Regions from separate parts of the Mus musculus genome. Here region 1 is linked to region 2. The links are chromatin contacts, found by Hi-C or POLR2A ChIA-PET in ENCODE. All regions are on one chromosome and are shown on one strand. The core of a region is the stretch at or near the end of the contact, and the rest is flanking DNA. Distances in the headings are between cores, read along the strand shown.

Evidence for each region. Hi-C counts contacts between places; a loop is a spot of excess contacts on that map. ChIA-PET counts read pairs that join two places held with the same protein, here RNA polymerase II (POLR2A).
Region 1: a loop to region 2 is called in a map of mouse embryonic stem cell, with 2.8 times the contacts of the local background. The contact joins the promoter of Gp1bb here to the promoter of Tbx1 in region 2. A Hi-C loop is called at or near these places in 2 of 37 maps with a recorded cell type or tissue (ES-E14 and mouse embryonic stem cell). POLR2A ChIA-PET finds 5 or more read pairs at or near these places in 2 of 5 experiments (both embryonic stem cell).

The regions. Positions count from the first base shown.
Region 1 is chr16:18,620,449-18,625,997 of GRCm38, reverse strand. It overlaps Gp1bb (glycoprotein Ib, beta polypeptide), which reads left to right and starts at 3,595. Exons shown (of 2, transcript NM_010327.2): 1 at 3,595-4,427; 2 at 4,666-5,549. The coding sequence starts at 4,418. The coding sequence ends at 5,276. Septin5 (septin 5) reads left to right here. Exons shown (of 12, transcript NM_213614.2): 3 at 557-653; 4 at 743-829; 5 at 1,066-1,189; 6 at 1,281-1,415; 7 at 1,534-1,651; 8 at 1,786-1,887; 9 at 2,581-2,677; 10 at 2,758-2,893; 11 at 2,981-3,083; 12 at 3,202-4,187. The coding sequence ends at 3,258.
Region 2 is chr16:18,585,624-18,591,117 of GRCm38, reverse strand. It overlaps Tbx1 (T-box 1), which reads left to right and starts at 4,149. Exons shown (of 7, transcript NM_011532.2): 1 at 4,149-4,582. The coding sequence starts at 4,179. It overlaps Gm35369 (a long non-coding RNA gene), which reads right to left and starts at 2,319. Exons shown (of 4, transcript XR_384718.3): 1 at 1,668-2,319; 2 at 428-715; 3 at 1-79.

The DNA of each region.
Region 1 (5,549 bases), core at 2,346-4,845, 35 kb before region 2:
AGAAGGTGGCGGGGGGCTCCCAGGGCAGATGTCCACTGGGGATAGGTGCAGGCAACACAGACCTTTGGCGGGGGAGGCTCGGTACCGCAGTCTATAAATAGCCCTCGCTCCGATGCTGCTTCAGGAACCACCACCCCCAAGCTTGGATCTGGGCCAGACAAGCCACCCACCTTTGGATACTCCGGGGATGAATTTGTGCTGAGGTCTGGCTATTTCCACCCATAGAGGTCCTTGGATGTGTCTGAGGGGTCTCAGTGGGTCCCACCACCCACCTCAGAGGATGCTCCTGTGGGGCTGACATTCCTCATTCCCCACCCCCCAGTCTTGGGGTTCTGCTGAAGCTGGAGTGGGGTGCCTTTTCCTGCTACCCCCTCACATACCTTCCTCCTTCCAGCCTCTGCTTACAGAGTCCTCACTCCATTTTTGTTGACAAAATGACCCTTGCTAGGGGCTGTGCTTTCTGCTCGTCTGAGCAACATAAGAGATAGGGCCTTGGGCTTCCACCGGGAGATAAGGATATGCCACTGACCTGCCCCCCAACCACCCCTGCCCTCAGGACATCGACAAGCAGTACGTTGGCTTCGCCACACTGCCCAACCAGGTGCACCGCAAGTCCGTCAAGAAAGGTTTCGACTTCACGCTCATGGTGGCCGGTGAGTGGCCAAACTTCTAGGTGGAGCCCCGTGGGCCAGACTGTCTCAGCCCCAGTCTAATCCAGCTCTTTGACTGTTCCTATGGCCAGGTGAGTCCGGCCTGGGGAAGTCCACCCTTGTCCATAGCCTCTTTCTGACCGACCTGTATAAGGACCGGAAACTGCTGAGTGCTGAGGGTGAGTAGCCTTCATGAAGTCACCGATCCACTGGCCCCTGCCTTGAGAAACCTCAGAGGGCACCCACACTCTGCCTGAGGCAAGGACCCCTGACTGGGGATGAGGAGGAGTGGCCCGGAGTATACATTCAGACAGAGACTGAAGCCAAGGCACCAGGGTGGGTAAGGACAGGGCGCCTTGCTGCCCAGAGAAAAGGTGGCGATAGCCTGCAAACACTCCCTCCCTTGCCTCTGCAGAACGCATCAACCAGACGGTAGAGATCCTGAAACACACCGTCGACATTGAGGAGAAGGGGGTCAAGTTAAAGCTCACCATTGTGGACACGCCCGGCTTTGGGGACGCGGTGAACAACTCTGAATGGTGAGGAACGGGACCCCCTGCCCCCAAGTGCCATGACCTAGCAGGCAGCTCTGGGCGCTAGCTAGCTTCCTTCTCCCTCCTGCGCCTCTAGTTGGAAGCCCATCACTGACTATGTGGACCAGCAGTTTGAGCAGTATTTCCGTGATGAGAGTGGCCTGAACCGCAAGAACATCCAGGACAACCGGGTACACTGCTGCCTGTACTTCATCTCCCCGTTCGGACACGGGTGTGTGGCCGTCCTGGTGCCTGGGCTCAGGGTGGATGTTCCTGTCACTGCATCACTGCCCCCTCCCCCCAGCAATGCCCACCCTACTCTCTCTCTCTCTCTCTCTCTCTCTCTCCAGACTGAGGCCAGTGGATGTAGGCTTCATGAAGGCACTGCATGAGAAGGTGAACATCGTCCCACTCATCGCCAAAGCTGACTGCCTGGTGCCCAGTGAGATCCGGAAGCTGAAGGACAGAGTGAGTCTTCTGTAGCTAGCCAAGGGGCCTGGCCAAAAACTCCAGGGGAGCTGGCCCATGCCAAGTCAAGTGCTCTCTCTCTCTCTCTCTCTCTCTCTCTCTCTCTCTCTCTCTCTCTCTCTCGCCTGCTGCAGATACGTGAGGAGATCGACAAGTTTGGGATCCACGTGTACCAGTTTCCAGAATGTGATTCGGATGAAGATGAAGACTTCAAGCAACAGGACCGGGAACTGAAGGTGAGCATGTAACCAGGAGGGGCGGGGCAAGGAGGTAGCTGGGGCAGAGTATTGGAGGCCACGCAAACCCCGGGGGTGGGGGCTGAGCACCCAGGAGGTGCAACATGATGAGAGCAGGGGTCATTTGCTCACCGAAAAGAGGGTCTGTGCTCAGTCTCAAGGGTTACAGGATAAGGAAATCCCTGGTACCCCTGTCTGGTCTGTGGCGGGTCATGTGACCCTCCCCTGGGTGTTTACTTGAGCACTTATGGGTACCATTCTCACCTGCTTTCCAAGAATCAGCCCAGTGGCCCAGAGATGTGGCAAGTTCTAGTATCCGAGATAGAGAGCTCCAGAGGGTGGTGGCTTTGAATACCCCAGAGGCCAGAGAGGTTGTGACAGAGAGCTAAGCCAGGAACTAGGGCCTTTGGGCCAGAAGCAGATGGCAGCGCCATCTACCAGTAAGCATGGTCTTGGCTTTGACTTGAACCGTGGAGGAAGCTCCTGGAAGCATCCAGTGCCAGAGAAGTGCCTGGCGTTGTGGCAGAAACCCCAAGGCCTTTAGCCCCACAGGCTTTGTGGCTTTTGTGGGTAGCAAAGACACCCACAGAGGGACCATGCCATGGGAGGGGGATGATGGCAGTGCTGGAATGGCCTCTGAGCCAGCTGCTCTTACAGACTAGGCTGGGCTGGGTCCTTGCTCCCCTTCCCCAGGAAAGTGCACCCTTCGCCGTTATTGGCAGCAACACTGTGGTGGAGGCCAAGGGGCAGCGGGTCCGGGGGCGACTGTACCCCTGGGGGATCGTCGAAGGTGAGATGAGGCAGGAGGCTGGGTGAGGGGTGGGTGGCTCCCCTAGACTGACACCGACTCATCGTCGATCCTGCCCACAGTGGAGAATCAGGCGCACTGCGACTTTGTGAAGCTCCGCAACATGCTCATCCGCACTCACATGCACGACCTCAAAGATGTGACGTGCGACGTGCACTATGAGAACTACCGTGCCCACTGCATCCAGCAGATGACCAGGTGGGCCACCCGCACCAGTAGCAGGCCAGGCGGCTCCCACCCTCCTAACCCGAACCTCCCAACAAGCACAGCCCTCTCATTCCACAGCAAACTCACCCAGGACAGCCGCATGGAGAGCCCCATTCCTATCCTCCCACTACCCACACCGGATGCGGAGACCGAGAAGCTCATCAGGATGAAGGATGAAGAGGTGGGTGGATATCAGGAGTAGGGCCGAGATTGTGAACAGGGTAGGGAGGAGAAGCAGAGGGCAGAGCTACAGCTCTCCTGCCTTTTCTCACTCTGACTTGGGTCGCCCCCACCACCAGCTAAGGCGCATGCAGGAGATGTTGCAGAAGATGAAGCAGCAAATGCAAGACCAGTGACACCCGCCCCAGCCCCACGTCGTCGACAAGGATAGACGGCCGGTTTCCGGGCTGGCCCCTCCTACCCCTGGATCCCAGACTGTCCTGGATTCCACCCTGGGTTCATCTGGATCTCAGAAGGCCTGGACCTCACCCTAATCCAAAGTGGCTTTGACCAGACTGTTCAGACCTGGAGCCACAGAGCCACAGCCCCCAGATGACCCTAATTTATTCTCGGCGTCCACCCTTCCCGGTCATTTGTATCTGCTTCCGAGTGCTCTGAATCACAGCCCCTCCCCAACCTCCTGCCCCCGCCCCACCCCGCACCTCCCCGCCTATCATAAGGGAACAAGATGTGCACAACCTCCAAGATCTCCCTTCCTAGAAGATCACTGCCCCCCAGCGGGCCAATAAACCAGGGTAGAGGAGGGACGTGGATGCAGGATCTTGGGCCTATTACCCAAGCTAGTGCTGCAGAGTGGAGTTGGGAGGCCCCCCTCTGCCGATTCCAGTGGGCTACGAAGCATTTGCTAATGGCCTACTGAGCGCGGAAGTAGGCCGGTTCCTCCCTTACTCCCTAATCATGCTCTGTTCAGGATCGGAGGCGGCGGGGTTTGGAGGCTAAGGCCTTTAGGAAGACCCCAGATCTAGAGGCTTCTGGGAGGAAGGCGGGGCCGCGATGCTCTAGACCGCTCGCGCCCCTTCCTGAGTCTACCTGAAGGACTCCAAGGGCGGTAGAGACGGGGTGTCCCTATGCCTAGACTACTTTCGTCCACCCATAGGTCAAGGTCTTTTCTTCCCAGCAACTCTGTTGCACAAGGATTCCAGCCCTTGGCCTCCTCCATATCTCCACCCGCATGATTCCTCCCCACACACCCCATGCTCCGTTTTGTTCAGTTGTGAATGCCGCGTCCTGTCCTGGTGACAGGAGAACAAAGTTGGTGAACGTCGCACCGAGTGTCCGAGTGTTCCATGAGCCCCTGGGAGCGGGCGGGGGGACGGAAGCCCGGGCTGCCTGCGGCCCCAGGCGATAGTACCCTATCTGCCTTCGCAACGCCCTTGCGCGCCGGCTCGGAGTTATTTCTGGCCAGGCGGCAGAATTGTGGTCTGTTGCTGTAGACTCAGGCAGGCTCTCGGGCCAACGCCTCTCCAGAACGAAGTAGGCCACCATCCTCTCGCCATGGGCTCCCGTGAGTTCTGGGGTCGGGTCTGCAGCTTTCTAGGAAGAGCCACGGTCAGGAGGTGTTCTAGTTTGGGCATCAATAGGCAAAGTCTTGGATCAGAGGTGGATGGAAACTCGAGCCAGCGCCCAGAGTGGCCGGGGTGGAGGGACCTGCGGACTCGTGGGATGCTGGTCCTAGGAGCTGGCGGGAGCAGCGCCGACGGTCCCAAGGATGCTCCCGCCTCATCCTAGTGCTTCTCTTTCAGGGCCCCGTGGGGCGCTGAGCCTGCTGCTTCTGTTGCTAGCGCTGCTCAGCCGCCCAGCCTCTGGCTGCCCCGCGCCATGCAGCTGCGCAGGGACGCTCGTGGACTGTGGGCGCCGCGGGCTGACCTGGGCGTCGCTGCCGGCTGCCTTCCCTCCCGACACCACCGAATTGGTGCTGACCGGCAACAACCTGACGGCGCTGCCGCCCGGGCTTCTGGACGCGTTGCCTGCTCTGCGCGCAGCACACCTGGGCGCCAACCCCTGGCGCTGCGACTGCCGCCTATTGCCGCTGCGCGCCTGGCTGGCCGGCCGCCCGGAGCGCGCGCCCTACCGCGACCTGCGCTGTGTCGCGCCCCCAGCGCTGCGCGGCCGCTTGCTGCCCTACGTGGCGGAGGATGAGCTGCGGGCCGCGTGCGCACCCGGTCTACTCTGCTGGGGAGCACTGGTGGCCCAGCTAGCACTGCTGGTCCTCGGGCTGCTACACGCGCTGCTATTGGCACTTCTACTAGGTCGCCTGCGGAGGCTGCGCGCGCGTGCGCGCGCACGCTCCATCCAAGAGTTCTCTCTCACAGCCCCGCTGGTGGCCGAGTCGGCCAGAGGTGGTGCATCCTAAGAAAGGACAGGCACTGAGCAACAAGGACCTGCAAACTTTACAGGTCCCTGCAGGAGGACCCTCACCTTCACCTGGATCCGCCTTGGCCTCTACCCTTGCCCAACCTCCCAGACCCGAGCTCTGCAAGCCTGAATCAACATGGTGCCAAACTGATTCCAGTACTACCAGAGTGAAGCAACCTTGAGTCTTCAGAGCCTAGAGTGATGGAACAGCCCAGTCTCCTGCCAGACTCCTCACTGAATAAACCGTTCTCCTCATTTGGCGGTTTCTGTA
Region 2 (5,494 bases), core at 2,900-5,399:
CCAAGGAGTGTGTGAGTTGCCACAGAATCCAGCGACGGTGCTGGGTGCAGCCAGGAGCCCATACCGCCAGCCACAAAGCCTAGGGTTCAAGGAAAAAAATAAATAAAAATAAAATAAAAAGCAAGATTTGCAGCTTATTAGCCCCATTCTGCTCCCCCAATTTCAAGCCTCTGAGCCCCACTCTTTTCCTACCAGCAGTCAGTCTCAACGTTAAAACTCAGTTTTAGGGCCTGTAAAATGGTCTAGTCAGGGATGTCAACCTCCTGCCTCAAGCCTTGGAGAATTGCAGGTCTTTTCACTCTGCGTAGCATGTGGAGGAGAAGAGGATACAACCCAGGCCTCGACCATGCACTGCGCCCTCAGGACTAAGAGGTGTAAGCTCAGGACCCCTGTGCGCAAACCACTGGCTCGCAGTCAAGCCCCTTACCGCTGTGACGGAAGCGCCGCCGGTAGGGGGAGCGAGGCGGAAGGGAGCGGCGGCCGGTGCAGGTGAGGGAGGAGCATTTCCCCGGGGTAAGGCTCTGTGTCCATTCTGAACCTTCGCGCTAGGGTGTAGGACTACAGAGTGGGTTCGTTCCTTAGCGCTCCGGGCAAGAACCGGCCGGCCGTGAGGCAGCGTCAGGAGAGGAGCGCAGGCCAGTTACTGGGCGACCAGGCATCGACCTCACAGTTTCGGTGCTGTGCTCAGGGAAAGGGCGGTCCTAAGAGTCGGGTCCTGTAGTGAGTAGAGGCGGTTGCTCTATAGCAGGCGGGAGGCTTGAGTGGACCGGCACTTGCAGGGTTTCGGGTTTCTTAAGCTAGTCTTTCTAGGGGTTCCAATTTTCTACAGTAATGGCTAGTTGGGGGGGGGGGGAGTTGGGAAGGAAGGATGAGGGTGACCGATGCGAGTGGAGCGAGCTAACCATCCACAGAACATGTTAAGCGGGGCCCTGACACATTCCCAGCCTCTGCTCAGGGGCATTGTTTGCTGTGAAGTGTTTACTGACCCAACTGTAGCTTGCAAGTGCAGCCACAGCAGGAAGACTTCTCCTGTCACTGCAGGTGACGCTAGGGGCGTCAGGACGGACCCCAGGGCTGACCCAGAGCAACCAGGAGTTCCCGAAGTTTTTCACTTTCACTTCTCAGTATTAGCCGCACTGAGGTCCAGGATGTGGCTGCAGCCCTGGCGGGTTGTGGGGAGGTACTGGGGAAGACCTCAGCTTCTCCACCCTGGGATGAGGTACATCCCTATAATGCAAAATCGCCTGCCAGAGCCCTGCCCCTACATCCTCACGTGGGACTCAACTTATAGAGGCGCGGTGGACTATCTTTGATACTGCTGTATCTCTCCATAACTACTGCGACCTTATGCACCTGCCCAAGACTGGGCTCTCCTATCCAGCAGGAGACAATAAGCTATCCCTGCTCAGGAAAGGGGGAAAGACCCTGTGGCCCACCTAATCTCCAAACTACCCTCCTTAGACCTGCCCTAGGCCAGTGGGACAGGTCACTGTCATTGTCAGTCCCTGGATGGCCAGCCACTTAGGGCCCAAGAAACGACCTCTTGACAGCCTCCCTTTCTTAGCTGTCTGTCCTTAAGCTTTCAAGGACAGGCTAGGGCACCAGTCCAGTTACACACACCATCCCCTCCCACACCCCAATCTATTATACAAGTCCCAGTTACCCACTTCTTGCAGTCATGGCCTTGATCCTTCCACTTAGTTGCTGCTACAGCCCGGGAGGGAGGCCTGAGACTGTCAAAACCCTTGGAGAGGCTGCAGGCATCCCACTACATTCTGAGTCTGTTCAGCAGAGAGCCTACTAAGTCCTTGACCGAAAGTCCTTGGAAACTGGGCCTTGTCTAGTAGAATCTAGGAGGTTCTAGGCTTCATATCCTGTGCACAAAGGGCATAGGCATACTGAACGGGTCAGAGAGGCCCCCGAGATAGTAGGCGAAGAGAAGGTACCAGAGAAGTGGGGCATTGATGTAATCATGTCTTGAGGCCCGAACGCTGAGGCCTGGTCCTGCACCTTAGCAGTTAGGCCTTTCGTGTGGGCAGGCTGGCTGCAGGGTGGAGAGGGGACAGCACCCCACCATGCGGTCTGAATTTCTCCGACGTGTCCTCAGCTCCCTCGGCCGGTCAGGCCCCGCCCCCGGTCCTCCCTGCGCCCCGCTGGTGCGCAGGGAGGTCGGAGGAGCGGGCACTGCCCACCCTCCGGATGTAAAAGCGTCCTGGCCAGAGGCGGGCGGTGCGCGCGGGGTGCGCGTGACGCTCGGGCTCCAGGTCTTGTGCGGCCTGGGCGGCGTCCCACGGCTCGCTTCCCCACCACGAAAGCAAGCTGACCCAAAGGGCCTGTAGGGGCAATTGCTGGTGAGGTCCAGCTCTGCGGCACGGAGGGACGAAGGACTCCGCAAGCCCTGGGGCTATCTGCCTGTGGCCTGTGCGAGAGCCGGAGCTCTCTTACCCAGGTGCAGGGGCCGCCGGGGAGGAGGTGGAGGCAGGTGGGGCCAAGCAAGGGCAGGGCTAGACTCAGGCAGCATCTCAGTGCCTCGCCAATGCCCTGCCATCTCACATTGGGACTGAGTGTTCGAGACATAGAAGCTTCTTCTTGGGGCTGTAGACTCTGGTGGTGGCTTCGCCGAATAGAGGGGACGCCCAACCTCCGCAAAAGCTGCAGGATGTTCAAGGGGCGTTGGTCACACAGGGCCCCGGGAGGAGAGACCAGGGACAGAGAGCTTACAAGGCAGGAGGGCCCTGAATTTCCAGGGTGCTCCAAATGTTCGGACTCCTGGGCTAATATTGGCTGAAAATGGGGGGGGTCTCATGACGCCATAATCCCTTGGGCCCTGGACCGGCGGCTGTGAGTGGCACCACAGGCCCCCGCCCCCGGGCCCCCTGCGCTGGGCTGGGCGCGGTGCGGCTGGGCGTACGCAGTCGGAGGCGGCGCCGGTCAGGCCCGGGCGCCTATGGACGCGCGGAGCCCGCTGTCTGCCCGGGCCAGCGCGTTCAGCATCGCCTCTCTTGTTGCAGCCGAGGCCTCGGAGGGCACCGCCCACCGGGGCCCCAGGCCCTCGGACCGGGCGAAACTTCGCCGGCTACCAGGATCCCCAGCCGGGATGCACTTCAGCACAGTCACCAGGGACATGGAAGGTGAGCCCTTCTGTCCGCGTCTATACTGTCAGGCCGCCCGCCAGTCCCCTGCTGTGAGGCCCTGCGGCCCAGCGGGTGGGAAGGAGCTCTAGGCCGGGTGGGCTCCAACCTTGAAGCTGGGACTCTGGGACAGGAAGAAAGGGCGGCATTCCCCAAAGTCAGTCCACCCACCATCCTAGGACTCCAACTTCTGGGATTGAGCAGTCTTCTGAAGTCTGAAGAAGGGGCGCCTTTGAGCTGGAAGAAGCAAAGATGGTTAGAGAAGAGTCAGGGAACGCAGTAAAAGGAGGGGGCGGGGGAACAAAAACAAACAAACAAACAACAACAACAACAACAAAAACCAAAAATACAAATCAATGAGAGCAGCCAAGAGGGGAAAAAAAAGGAGAAAACAGAAAATATGACAAAGGTGAGAAAGGCAGATACACGCAAAGGAAATAAAGATAACGAAAGAGAAAATGAAGGATAGGATAGCTTGAGACAGAAATGTAACTTCATTAAAGAACAAGAGAAAGGCTGAAGATTCATTTACGATTGAAAGGGCAAAGACGAATAGTAGAGAACACACAAAAATAAGAGGAAGAAGTTAGACGGAAGGGAAGACATGAAAATTTGAAATTGGAGAGAGTGACACCGAGAAAAGAGAGAGGCAGGGGGTTTAAGAAGAAGCTGGAGCGAGAGAAAGGAGACAGAATGTGAGAAGTTGAAACCAGGGACACAAAAGGTAGAGGAAGAAGAACTTGGGGAGCGTCTGGCACAGAAGAAAAGCCAGAGCGCGCTGGCGGCGGGGAGGGCCGCGCACCGGCCCGTCGTCCCCGGAGCCGGTCGGAGCGGTCGGGGGGCCCGGGCCCGCGGAGCCTCGGCGGGGGAGGGGCGGGGGGAGGGGCACGGGCTATTGTCTCGGCGGGGCGGGGCGGGGCGGGGCGGCTCCGCGGGGCCGGCCCGCGGGGTGGGGCGGTGCGGCCCGGGGCGCGTGCGGCGCAGCGCCCGCCACTCGGCCCGCCGCGCGGGACGGCGCTCTGATCAGCGGCGGGTGGCCTTCGGGTCATGATCTCCGCCGTGTCTAGTCCGTGGCTCACGCAGCTCTCGCACTTCTGCGACGTTGCAGCCTTCGCAGCCAGCAGTCTGAGCGGCCTGGGATCCCCGTCGCCTGGCGCCGACCCGTTCGGCCCTCGCGAGCCGCCGCCACCGCGCTACGATCCGTGCGCTGCAGTCCCCGGTGCCCCGGGCCCGCCGCCGCCGCGCGCCTATCCTTTCGCGCCCGCCCCCGGGGCGGCTGGCAGCTCGGCGGCGGAGTCCGAGGGTCCGGGGGCTAGCCGCGCGGCTGCGGTCAAGGCTCCGGTGAAGAAGAACCCGAAGGTGGCCAGCGTGAGCGTGCAGCTGGAGATGAAGGCGCTGTGGGACGAGTTCAATCAGCTGGGCACCGAGATGATCGTCACCAAGGCAGGCAGGTCAGGCGCCCCTTCCCCGCGCCCCTGTCCACGTGCGTTCTGTGCCTCTGACTGCGTGTCAGGGATGCGCAGGAGCCCGGCTGAAAAGCGGATGAAGGTGCAGCGGGGCCACCTGCGAGTCCTTCTGGCCTCTCTGCTGACCCGGCTCCAGCGACAACCCGCGGAGCGCCAACCGCGAGTCCTGGGACTCTTCGAATTCGAGGGAAATCTTTGGGCCGAATGTGCGCCCGACTGCGGCGGTTAGGCAGCTGCCACCTAGGAAACTCCCGCGTGGGTTTCGTTCAGTATGTAGGGCAATCCAAAGAGCAAACATCCCCTAGGTGTATGGATAATTTTAGGAAAGAGTTAAGACCCTTAAAAGCCATTGCGCTCATTTTCCGGGAACTCGAGACCTGGTTTTCCTGGGCCTCAATTTTGGCCGCTTGTGGGCCCGGTTCTTCACAAGCCTGGCAGGGTATCCGTGCCAGTGCCTGGTTATTTGTTTTCAGGGCCGAGAGGGAAAAAGGAACAATTGCAGATGCTCCCGATTTGACCAGTAGACAAAGGCGGGTGCTGGGTTGTGTCTAATGTACACACCAGCTCCGTGGCCAAGGAGGCTCAGGGCCTGTTTGCAAAGCCTTCTCGAGGTTTCTGTTTCCCTGCTGTGCAGCCCTCCCTGGGGAACTTAGGCCTGTCCTTAGCTGCTGCTCTGTGGATTTTCTCCAGGCTCTTTAGCTGTCCATACCACCCAACACAGCCTCCTGAAGACAACAGCGGCTTGGCCTTCTGGTCCGGGCAGGCAAACGAGGGCCGTGAATGTCACTGGAGGGATTTAGAGGAGAGGGAGGAAATAGGAAAACATACGCTGAGCCTTTTGCAAACAGGTTCTTGGGGAGGCTCTGGCCAGGTCTTGAGAGTTGAAGGCTGGAGTGC